Linked DNA regions of Homo sapiens: region 2 is linked to region 1. A link is a contact called in ENCODE Hi-C or POLR2A ChIA-PET data. All regions are on one chromosome and are shown on one strand. The core of a region is the stretch at or near the end of the contact, and the rest is flanking DNA. Distances in the headings are between cores, read along the strand shown.

Region 1 (6,289 bases), core at 2,149-4,648:
CTCCTATTGTAAATTTAGGTTGTTTCCAATCTTTAACTAACCTTTAGCTCCAGCCTTTTTAAGAGTTGATCCAAGGTGCTCTAAGTGTGAGGGACAGGAACAAGAGAGGTGATGACCATCTCCATGCCAGCCTGTTCTGGCTTGGCCTCTTGTCTCAGCAAAAGTTTCTTTTCTTTTCTTTTCTTTTCTTTTCTTTTCTTTTCTTTTTTTTTTTTTTTTTTTGAGACAGGATCTTGCTCTGTCACCCAGGCTGGAGTGCAGTGGCCCAATCTCAGCTCGATGCAGCCTCCACCTCCTGGGTTCAGAATCCTCCTGGCAGGATTCTCCTGCCTCAGCCTCCCAAGTAGCTGGGATTACAGGTGTGTACCACCACACTTGGGTAATTTTTGTATTTCTAGTAGAGATGGGGTTTCACCATGTTGGCCAGGCTGGTCTCAAACTCCTGACCTCAAGTGATCTGCCCACCTTGGCCTCCCGAAGTGCTAGGATTACAGGCGTGAGCCCAGACCCAGCATCAGTATTAATTGTGATCCTTCCACTTACAAAAAAAAAATCTACAACCAGACAGTAAGGTATTTGATCTCCCTAGCAATAACTCCATTCAGAAACAGAGGCCTCACAGAAAGCTGCATGCAATTTCAGCTAAACCACTCCCAAACCACATCTGATGACGTGTGTCCTTCAAGTGGGATCAGTTGCTGTCACTGCTACAAAGAGTTTCTGAAGCCTCGGCCCAGGTCAGTGGGTTCTGAAATCCGGACAATCACGCCCAGGAGACGTTTTCTCACCTCCCAGGGCAGGACAGAGACCGCAACTGAGTCTGAGACCCAGCAATGCAGCCGGCGTGGGGCATCAGGTAGAGAAGCACGGAGCTGGCACAGGGGGTCCCCGCTGGGTGTGGACCCCAGCTGGGCCTCCCAGCACGTGGTTGAGCTGGGGAAGCTGCTGGGCCTCCCTGAGACTCCGTTTCTACACCAGTGAAAGGGGTCAGATGAAATCTGAGAGGGCCTCTGTGGAAGTTAAATCAAACATGTAGAGCCTGCCGACCTGCCCGGTCCCTCATGTTAGATGAGCTCCCAGGACTTTACAGACAGACACTGTCATCCTTCTCGCCTTATCTTAAAAATACATACATACATATAAAAACAAACAAAAAACACAAACAAACAAACAGACAAAACAGCTGGATAGAGCAAGGTCTCAAAACAAAACAAAATCAACCATGAAACCAGGGCAAATAGGCCCTCCCGTCGCAGCTGAGATTCCCACTGCCAGGGCACCCACCTGAGAGCACAGGCCCCCAGCCCTCTGCAGACGCACTCGTCTGCCGGTCGCCTCTCGGGGACCCAGGCGTGCAGGCACCCCTACTCTTTTAGCTCACGCTGTCAACTGGCTCTCCCGCAGACAACCCCAAATCACCCGACCCCAAACCTTTCAGGCCTGAAACTGTTTCCACAGTGGCCAGAAGAGTTATTTTTCAGTGAAAATTTCTAATAACTTAGAAAAGGTAAAAATGGTAAAAGAAGTTAAAAACAAGAAGTCACCATGACGGCACCCAGAGTGAAAGGCTTTCCTGGAGAACTCGGACGCTCCTCAAGTTCAAAGCCAAACCACCAGCAGCAGCGGCAGCAAGGTTTACAATCCTAAACCATGCAGGCTTCCGGCGTAATCTCTCCTGTACTTCGCCACCACTACAGCCTCACCGCTGGACAGCTCGGCCGCACACACACACCACACACACCACACACATCACACACTCACAGACACACCACACACTCACACACTCACACACACACCACACATCACACACTCACAGACACACCACACACTCACACACTCACCACACACCGCACACACACACACACACACACCACACACCGTACACACACCACACACCACACACACACTCACACACTCACACACACCACACACCGCACACACACACCACACACCACACACACTCACACACCACACACCACACACACTCACACACCACACACCACACACACTCACACACCACACACCACACACACTCACACACCACACACATCACACACAGACACACCACACACACACTGCACACACACACCACACACCACACACATCACACACACACCACAAACATTACACTCATACCACACACATCACACACACATCACACACACCGCACACACGCACACACTACACACATTCCCACACACTCATACACCACACACACCCTCACACACACACCACAAACACACCACACACACACCACATCAGTCACACACCACACACACACAAACACCACACACACGCACACACTACACACACACCACACACTCATACACCACGCTCACACACCCCCACACACACCACACATATCATGCATTCACACACCACACACAAGCACACACATGCACACACACTACACACACACCACACACTCATACACCACACACACGACACATACCACACACACCACACATTCACACACTACACACTCATACACTATGCTCACATACACCATGCAAACACCACACACACCACACACCACACTCAGACACCACACATTCACACAAAGCACACACACCACGCTCACACACAACACACCACACACACCACACACTACACACAATTACACACACTACTCACACACACCACACACACACCACACACACACACCACACACATCACCCTCACACCACACACAAAACACCCTCACACACTCACACATCACTCTCACACACACCATACACACATTACATACACAGCACACACACACCACACCCTCACACCACATCCCAGTCACACACCACACACTCACACACTAACACCACATACACGCACACACATATCACACACTCATACACCACGCTCACACACCCCACACACACACCACACATATCACACATTCACACATCACACAAGCACACACATGCACACACACCACACACTCATACACCATACTCACACCCCACACACACCACACACACATCACACATTCACACACGACACACTCATACACTATGCTCACACACACCATGCAAACACCACACACTACACACACTACACTCACACACACACCACACCACACTCACACCATACATACATACACACCACACACCACACTCACACATCACATGCACACACACCACGCTCGCACACACACACCACACAGTGGCAGCAGCAGCAGCACCCCGGGGGCGCGGGCGACGCCAGCCCGGGACCCGGCAAGGGAAAGGGCAAGCGCGCGGCGGAGCTGGCCCCGCGCGACAAGGCGCCGGCGGCTGCGGCGGCGGCGGCGGCGGCTGCGGCGGGGGCCGGGGGCCCCCGCGAGAGGGCAGCGGGCGCCAGGGCGGGGCCGGGCCCGGCGGTGGCGGCGGCGGCGGGCGGCAGCCTGGTCCCCGCGGCGCGCCAGCAACACTGCACGCAGGTGCGCAGCCGGCGGCTCATGAAGGAGCTGCAGGACATCGCGCGCCTTAGCGACCGCTTCATCTCCGTGGAGCTGGTGGACGAGAGCCTGTTCGACTGGAACGTGAAGCTGCACCAGGTGGACAAGGACTCGGTGCTGTGGCAGGACATGAAGGAGACCAACACCGAGTTCATCCTGCTCAACCTCACCTTCCCCGACAACTTCCCCTTCTCGCCGCCCTTCATGCGGGTGCTCAGCCCGCGCCTGGAGAACGGCTACGTGCTGGACGGCGGCGCCATCTGCATGGAGCTGCTCACGCCGCGCGGCTGGTCCAGCGCCTACACCGTGGAGGCCGTCATGCGCCAGTTCGCAGCCAGCCTGGTCAAGGGCCAGGTAAGGCGAGCGCGCCGGGGCTGGGGGCGCGGGGCCGAGATCGGGTCTGCAGCGCCGCCGGGCGCCCGGGCCCCGTGGTGAGGGCCAGCGCCGGCCCCTCCGGCCATCTCGCTCCCTGCTCTGACTACACCAGCGCCCCACGGGGATGCTCCGAGCGCCTCCACCTCTTTTCCCTGAGCGTTTTCTTCCTGCCCCTGCTTTCCGTCCCGTCTCTCCCGTCCCCGTCTGGTCTCAGTCTCTGCCCGTCTCTCTGGTATCGGTCTCTGCCGTCTCTCTGGTCTCTCTAGCTTGCTCATTCTCTCCTCATCCCTTCATAGTTCTCTTCCATCCCTCTTCCTTAGCCTCCCTCTCCCATACCCTCCTCTCCCTTTCCTCCTGGACTCTTTCTCCTCTCACCCCTTTCTCTGTCCCCCCATCTATTCCCACCCCCGTTCCTTTTTCATTTTTTCCTTCTCCACCCTCCCTGGCTCCCCTACTCTTCTTTCCCCTCCGTCTCACCTTTTCTCGCCCCTCTCTTGTCTGCTCCTCAATCTCCTGTCCCTATAATCTCTATGAAGGTGAGAACTTTTTCTGGACCTCAGGATTTAAGTGTCCAACCTAGCTGATCTCCCACCTCCCCAACCCCCCCCACACACACACACACAAGGCTCCTCCGCAGGGGACTCGGGTGGGAGATCTGCAGGTGGGTGCCGTGGGGAGGGACAGCTGCCTGCTTGTAAATCCGCCCCCTGCCTTCTTCTGGGCTGCCTCTCCTGGAAAGGTGGAAATTTTGCTCTTGGGAACTCACTCTAGAGAGGCGGCGGTGTGGTTTGGGCATTCCCTTAAGAGACAAGACCAGACCCCCCCCCCCCACGGCAATGCCTGTTTTCCCCTCAGAGCACCCCCTTCCTTCCCCGAACCCCTTAGGACCACCACCTCTGGGGTAGACGTTCCAGGTCTTGGTCTCTTTCAGACCTGCTTCTTTTTCTTCATCCCCTTACCTCACTGCCCCAAGCAGTTAAATCCTTTATCAGGGCTAAAGATTTTAACGAAATACGAAACGAAGGGCCAAACAGTTCTCCTGAGCCTTCTCACCTATTGCATCAGATGGCAGCTTTACGCAAAGAAACCCCAAAGTACTTGAGAGCAGGGTGAGTGCGTGATGGTGTTATCTGCTCGAATTATATGCTGTCGACTGCGGTTGAGTTCTCTGGTGTTTTCCTGAATCAATATTAAGCATTACTTAAGAAAATTACATTGCTGTGTGGGCATCTTTTAGATTTATGAAAAAATCATCGTTTTCTTTAAAAGACCCCAAATGACCTCGGCTTGATCTTTCTACAGGCGGCCTATCAGAAGCCATCACTTCTTCCCTGCCTGGCACTTTCACTGCAGGCTCTTTCACACTAATCAAATAATGCTTGTTCTGCCAATTTCACTAAAGCTGGAACCCCTGGGATTCCAAACAAATAGCATCCTAACTCCAGCAGAGAAGGTCAGGTAATTCCTGACCCATCCTGCCAGTCCTTCTTTTCTAAGGTTTAGGTTCCACACATTTCCCGAGTTAGAAATAGCATAGGTGTAACAACTCTAGAAAAACATCTTCAGCTGAGGGAGGCTTAGTGCTTTAATATCAGAGGTTTATTTTCCATCCTGCAGTTACATGTTGAGTCTGATGAAAGGTTCATGTGATAGAATGCAAGCATGGGGGGTAGGGGATCTCAGTTTTATTTTTCAAACAGGATTTATACAAATGAAGTGGAAGAATTCTTTGCAGAAATGCCTTGGTTATTTGCTTCTTGAATCATTGCTAATCAGAATTCTTTGGAACAGTCTGTTATTGTTTTTCATTCTTCGCAATGAAGATGACATTGGGGATCAGGGGAAGAGGAATGTGTATTCCCTTCTGGGATCACAGAGTCCTAACATTTTAGACTTGGAAGAGATCTTAGAGATGAACTGGACCACTGCCTATATTTTGAAAGATGCGAGAAAACAAAGGTTTGAAATGAGAAATGGGGATTTTTTTTTTTAAGAGAGAGAGGGACCTCAGGAAATTAAATGTTTCCTATTTCTACATTAATGCTGTGTATAATAATAATTCCTTTGGTGCCCATATGCCAAGCGGCAATATAGCAATGGGCAATATATAAAATACACGGGTCCTTGTAAGTATATTTTCTTTTCTCTGTATTTAAAATTGAGATTCTAACATACAGTTTGCAAGTGAGAGATTTCTTTATTGAAAGTAATTATCAACTTTTTCATTTCTTACTTTGATAAAATCCTAACTGAACCCATTGCCCTCCACCTAGCATGTCATGTTATGTTGTCTATTCCACATCTAAATAGAGGCAAAATCTCAGCACTTTTTAAAGTGCAAGTTCAATTTCTTTGCATTTTTTCATGCTGCTTCCAACATACAGCTGTCTAAGAGAGGGTAATGTGTGGCATACATAAAATATTCAAAATGCAATGAAAGAAAGGAAGAAATGAATAGTCATTAATGTTTTAGGATTCTGT
Region 2 (6,289 bases), core at 1,863-4,362, 100 kb after region 1:
GAGATGTGTCTTCCTTTCCCTTTGCCATGATTGTAAGTTTCCTGAGGCCTTCCCAGCCACGTGGAACTGTGAGTCAATTAAACCTCTTTCCTTTATAAATTACCCAGTCTCAGATATGTCTTTATCATCAGTGTGAGAACAAACTAATATGCCAGCCTGGCCAGACCTCTGCTCCAAAGTGCATGAGAAGGAAACGAGAGACGAGTGAGAGCTTCTACTTTCCTGCCTCTCACAATATTTCTGTCTGTGGAAGGGGGCAGCGCCAATGAATATTGATTACTACTGAGCCTTTCCACCCCAGTAGCATCAAAGGGGATGTTAGAGAAATAAGAAGATTATATCGAAAGGAAGTTCTGTTTTCCCAGGAAGAAAAGATTTTCACTTCACTTACTGGGCTTTGTTCGTAGCTGCAGTAGGGAAGGAAAACTTGCAGTTTGGAAAATGTTGGGGGAAAATTCCCTGCATGTTCCTTTAAGAGCCTCGTTTTTAATAAAAGTATTCTCTCTTTTCTTCTGCAGCTATTCTGTAAAATGTATCATCAGAGAGGAACCTATATAACCTTCACATCACCATTTTATCAGCACTCAGCATTTTTCAAAGACCTGATGGATATAAATACTTCACAACAACTTTTTTATTGCATTCTAAGCACGAACAAGTTTCCAAAGAAATCTATGATGTCTGTGACCTCCAATGTAGCTAGAAGCGATGGGTGGAAGATGAAATGGCTTGTTCCAAGTCGTAAAGCAAGCAGCAACAAAGCTGGACTGGGGCTCCGTCCCTTCCAGGCCATTTAATCTACTGCCACTTTCAAGGTGTATTCCTGCCCAAATCTAGAAAACATCTCACACGAATGGGGAAGGCCTGAGATATGTACACTGAGCAATACTCACAGCGGAGGCGGAATGCCTTCTCCCCATCCAGCTTTCAAATGCTTGCACTCTCCCTTCAAAGCCTCGGTCTCACAATTACCTTTCAGCGGTAATTTCACAATTGTGTGTGTCCTGGCTAGGCTTGGTCTCTCTCCTCTCGCTCTGTACACCACGATTTACTTTGGAACCCATCTTAATGAAAAGGGAGGAGAATTGGAACAAGAACAGGGTGAATTCCTACAGGCAACATGCTACACCTATAGCCCAGTGGGCTTTCTCTTCCCTCTTTTTCATCTCCCAAATCAAGTCTGTCCAAAAATTTGGTGAATGCTTCCTTTGAAAGGACTGTTTAAAAACAGCCATACACTTCACCCACTTAAAGTGTACAATTCAATAGGTTTTAGTATACACAGATATGTGCAACCACAATCATTTTTAGAACATTTCATCACCTCAGGAAAGAAATTCTTTATCTTTAGCCATGCCCCCCGCCCCTCAGCCACCCCCAGACTCCTAAGCAACCACTAATCTACTTTTGGATCTATAGATTTTACTCTTCTGGACACGTCATATAAATGGAATCACACAATATTTGTCATTTTATGACTGGCTTCTTTCACTTAGCATAATGTTTTCCAGGTTTGTCCATATTGTAGCTCGTATCAGTATTTCATTTTTCAAGGCCAAATACTATGCCACTGTATAGGTAGACCACATTCTGTTTATACACTCATCAGGTGATAGACACTTGCATTCCTTCCACCCTTTAGCTATTATGAATAATGCTGCTGTAACTTGTCATATGTGCAAGTTTTTGTGCAAACATATATTTTCATTTCTCTTGGGCATATACCTAGGAGGGGAACTGCTGGGCCATATGGTAACTGTGTTGAATCCTTGAAGGAGCTACCAGATGGTTTTCTGAAATGGCTTCACCATCCTACATTCCTACCAGCAGTGTATGAAGTCCGATTTCTCCATGAAATGACTTTTTTTTTTTTTTTCGAGATGGAGTTTCACTGTTGTTGCCCAGGCTGGAGTACAGTGGCACCATCTCGGCTCACTGCAACCTTCACCTCCCAGGTTCAAGCGATTTTCCTGCCTCAGCCTCCCAAGTAACTGGGATTACAGGTGCCCACCACCACACCCGGATAATTTTTGTATTTTTAGTAGAGATGGGATTTCACCATGTTGGCCAGGCTGGTCTTGGACTCCCGATCCCAAGTCATCCACCCACCTTGGCCTCCCAAAGTGTGAAATGACTTTTAAGTATACCAAATACTCATTCCTGATGCCACTATCTAAGCCCAGGCCCTCCAACCTCATGACTGCTGTTCTGGATTTCCCCTGCAGTCCACACCAGCAGCAGAGCTGCTGTCCCACCAGCCCCACACCAACATTTGCACAACCCTTGAACAATATTCAGGGTAGAGCGACTGCTGCTACCCATGAGCCTCCATCATCCAGGCTAAGACTCAGCCACAGTCACAGCAAACATTCCCCTCCCAGCTCACCTCCTCCCAGCATGAGACTCTGCCTCTAGCCCATGCCTGAGGTCCCCATGTCATGCCCCAGGGCAAGAAATTCCCAGCCTCTCAGCAGCCTCTCATGTCTTCTCAACACCCACTCGCCAAAAGTGGCCACCATCCTTACTCTCCACGGAGCTGGGGTTTCTGGCCACTGCAGCGTGCGTTCTTTGGGCTGCTTCTTTGGCTTTTCTCTGGGCCCAGGCCCTAACTGGCTCCCTTCGATGAGTCTGCTCTCCTCACCTATCAAGGGCCGCTCCCCTCATCGTTCCAGTGCACACCATTCCACATCCATGAGGAGTCACAAAACTACTCCATCAATGACCCCTCCCCTCTAAGCTCCTACTGCACCGTTGGGCTTTTTATTACATGTCCTTAAATAGTATTGCACAAATAGGTCACAGTGCCAAGATAGTTTTTGTTCTCCTGAATATCATGGTAGCCCCCTGGGAGGTAATGATGGTGTCCTGTGGATACTTTTCCCATGTCAGGGTGACAGAAAGTGGATATAGTAATATAGTAACGTCTGCAGTGGACATTTATTGTGTTGCATTCCACTGCAATGAGCTACATGTTACAGTTGGAGCAGCTCAGCAGCTAGTGAGGCAAGCCGGTGATGATCTGGGAGACGTGCCTATATGGGAAGTATGGCGTATGGGTGTGGGAGGGGCCTGTGGTCCCAATTTCACCCTCGCATAGCATGGTGAGGACTGAGACCCAACATGACCACAGGCTTGGCCCAGGTTACACAGCAGGTGATTCATCCAAGGCTGAACAGCTGGTAGCCTCGGCTCACTGCCTATTCCCTGGCAGGATGCTCAGAACACTGTGCTGGTCTCCCCCGCCAGCCCAGGAAGTCTCCATGATCCAACCAGCTGGCACATCTTGCCCAAGCCCCACTGGCCTCCTCTGTACCAGCCAACTCACCTCCTTGTGAGTCCCCTAAATACACAAATTGTGTCCCTTCTCCACGCCTTTGCCCAGGCTGTGCCCTCTGCCTGGAGGGCCGTCCTTCCCGGCCTTGCGGATCTACTGTGCTTCTGGGCATCAGGGTCACCTCCTCCGAGAGGCTTCTGAACAGCCTGGCTGAAACGGCCGCTGTCTGGCTGACTCCCCGGGCTCTGCACGGTGTCTGGCATGATGTGATCTTTCTCTTGTGTGTTCACCTACTTCCCCCCGCCCCCGCCCCCATGCTGAAGGGAAGCCCCTCCACAGGAGCCCGGCCTCATCTGTGTCCCATAACCATCATATCCACAGCACCTCTCGCACCTGCATATAGCAGGTGTCAAATAAGTGATTCTATGAAGGAAGCCACTCGCACTCTGCCATCTGGAGACCTTCAGCACCGACAGCTGAAGGGATATGACTTCTTGGCAGGAATATTCCAGAAGTGAAGCAGAAAGAGCTTATGGGGAGCAGAGGAGTGGCTTGGGCCACGGCGCATGGTCACAAGGGCATGCCACAGTCCTACTGCTCATGACTTCACACAGATTAACTTATTCAACATGGGCAGTGACCCTCTGTAGTACTCACCTTAGTCTCCTTTTACAAATAAGGAAACTGAGGCACAGAGGGGATTGAAACGCGACTGAATCACACAGCAAGCAGGCAGTGTAGCCAGGTTCAAAGCCAGGTGGGACCCTTTGCCACGAGCCTCCTCTCTGCTGGTCTCTGCCATCTGCCTCCCTGTTTGCAAAATCAGTGAAAGCATGAAAAATAAAAAAGGCTCAGAAAGCCATCCCTGGCCTTTATTCTGATCCCAGCCAACATCATCCAATTGCACGTTCAGAACTCTGGGCCATCTTTCAGCTCTGGCCCCACAATGCGTTTTCATTTCATCGTTGGTTAAAAACAGGCATTCTGCAGTCAGCTAAAAGGAAGCCAAGGCTGAAGACACCTCTTTTGTCTGACACACTCACCTTGATGTCCGGGGAGAGTAGTGCACATGAGACTCCAGACCTGTGTCCAGGGCTGCACAGGGCAGAGTTGACCCTCTGGGATGCCAATGTGGAGCAGGTTTCTCTGGGTATCATCATTGGTCTTTGGGCATCAGCGGTTTTCATGACCTCTGATCAGTGTCACCACCCGGGGAACTTATGAGCATTCCCTGTCCCAGAGAACCCTGCTCCGTGGGCCTGGGCATCAGCATGTAAAGACTCCCTGGTGTGCAGTCAGGGTCAGAGGCCACAGGCTGGACGGGCTCTCGCGCTCCCCTAACTCCCCAGTTGCAATGTTTCTACATTTTCTATCCAGAAAAATGAACGCAATTCCCAAATAGCTGCTCTGGTCTGGCAAGGGAGAGAAGTCAATAAACGTATTCAATATTTAGCCGCCATCTCCTGTGCACAGAGCCCTGTGCCACCATGGCATGGGGACAGCGGGGAACTGGGCAGAGTGACACGGCCAGTCCCGAGCAGCCACGGGCCCTGAATACCCGCACAGCTCTCCACTGCTCCCCCGCCAGTAAATGACAGTTCGTAAATAAACATTAAGAAAAGTGTCATCCCAGAGGACTTGCCAAAAATGCAGAGAAGGCACTCATCTTCCCGAGACTCAAACCCTCCAGCACCTTTGGGCTGAGTGATGCTGTCATCCTGCGAGGGTCGAGGGTGGGAGACGGGGAGGGAAAAGAAAAGGATGAGAGCAGAAAGGAGATAAGAAGGGAGGCAGGAAGTCAGTAAGGGAGGGAATGAAGGAAACAGAGGGAGGGAGAGAGGGAGGGATCTTATGAATGTTGGTTGCACGTGGAGGCCGGTTGGCATTGGGGAGGGAGAAGGGGAGAGAAGCCAAGCTGAAAGGGAGATTTTTTGTTTTTTTTCGAGAAGGTCTCCCTCTGTCACTCAGCATGGAGTTCAGTGGCACAATCTCAGCTCGCTGCAACCTCTGCCTCCCAGATTCCAGTGATTCTCATGCCTCGGCCTCCCCAGTATGTTGGATTACAGGCATGCGCCACCACGCCTGGCTAATTGTTTGTATTTTTAGTGGAGATGAGGTTTTGCCATGTTGGTCAGGCTAGTCTTGAACTCCTGGCCTCCCAAAGTGTGAAAGGGAGATTTTGTGTACACACACACACACACACACACAGCAATAAGTATAATGTGATCACGTTTATAAATCAGTATAGAATCATACAAACCTGTGTGCACGTGTAAAAATAAGAATTCCAAGAAGGATTGAGAGAGGGAGGTAAGGAGATCAGGCCTGCTGGAAGGGTCCCCACAGGGACACGTGGCCTCACACAGCTCACGAGGAAGGACTGGGGTCTCTTTAAGGCTGAAGGAGGAGACGGCATGTCCGCCTCCCACACCAGTGAGCAGAGCAGAGTTGCACACTTAGATCTGCAGACACTCCTTGCAGCTGGGCAAGACCCACCCCGGCCCAGCCCAGCGCCTGTCCACCTCTCTGGCTGGGAAGCTCAGTGCTGTGAATGAATCAGACTATCCAGCTTCCCCAGGAGCGCTCCTCCGCTAGAAACTTGGGCGCCCACAAGTTCTGCTTCAGTTACAGATGCCCAACAGGTACCAGATGTGTTTCCCGCTTCCAGGGTGGGACCAGGGCCCCTCACCTGGCTCGTCCTAAGACACTTGGGGAGAGCTTGGCTCCTTTTCAGATCCAGGGGGTGGGAGAGGAACCCAGGAACGCCAGATCTCCTAGGGGCAGCCGGGCCACATTGCCCCACACAGAACATCAGACATGGAAAACATGAATATACAAATTTCCATGGAAGAGATTGGGCTGTACTGAAAAAAGCCCCACACAGCTTTCGGAATTGTCTTTCTCATTCTCCATTTCATTCATTTAAGTTTTATATTAATCTGGCCAGACGCGGTGGCTCACGCCTGTAATCCCAGCATTTTGGGAGGCCGAGGCGGTCGGATCATGAGGTCAGGA

The links. A loop is a pair of places that touch in the nucleus more often than their neighbours do. ChIA-PET counts read pairs that join two places held with the same protein, here RNA polymerase II (POLR2A). Pooled maps may share reads with other maps.
Region 2: a loop to region 1 is called in a map of psoas muscle, with 5 times the contacts of the local background. The contact joins the enhancer-like site here to the promoter of UBE2QL1 in region 1. A Hi-C loop is called at or near these places in 9 of 168 maps with a recorded cell type or tissue (aorta, ascending aorta, gastrocnemius medialis and 2 more) and 8 of 50 pooled maps. POLR2A ChIA-PET finds 5 or more read pairs at or near these places in 1 of 52 experiments (naive thymus-derived CD8-positive, alpha-beta T cell).

Annotation. Positions count from the first base shown.
Region 1 is chr5:6,445,461-6,451,749 of GRCh38, forward strand. UBE2QL1 (ubiquitin conjugating enzyme E2 QL1) reads left to right here and starts at 3,399. Exons shown (of 2, transcript NM_001145161.3): 1 at 3,399-3,787. The coding sequence starts at 3,434. LOC105374639 (a long non-coding RNA gene) reads left to right here and starts at 3,877. Exons shown (of 2, transcript XR_007058679.1): 1 at 3,877-6,289. RefSeq lists a silencer at 3,362-3,431.
Region 2 is chr5:6,548,364-6,554,652 of GRCh38, forward strand. No RefSeq gene overlaps it. Among named protein-coding and RNA genes, the nearest start is that of LINC01018, 31 kb to the right of the region's middle. Within about 2 kb of position 3,113, at least 2 of the 41 ENCODE cell types and tissues checked have a DNase peak (open chromatin) inside an H3K27ac peak, as active enhancers do; they include gastrocnemius medialis and psoas muscle, where a contact is called at or near this core.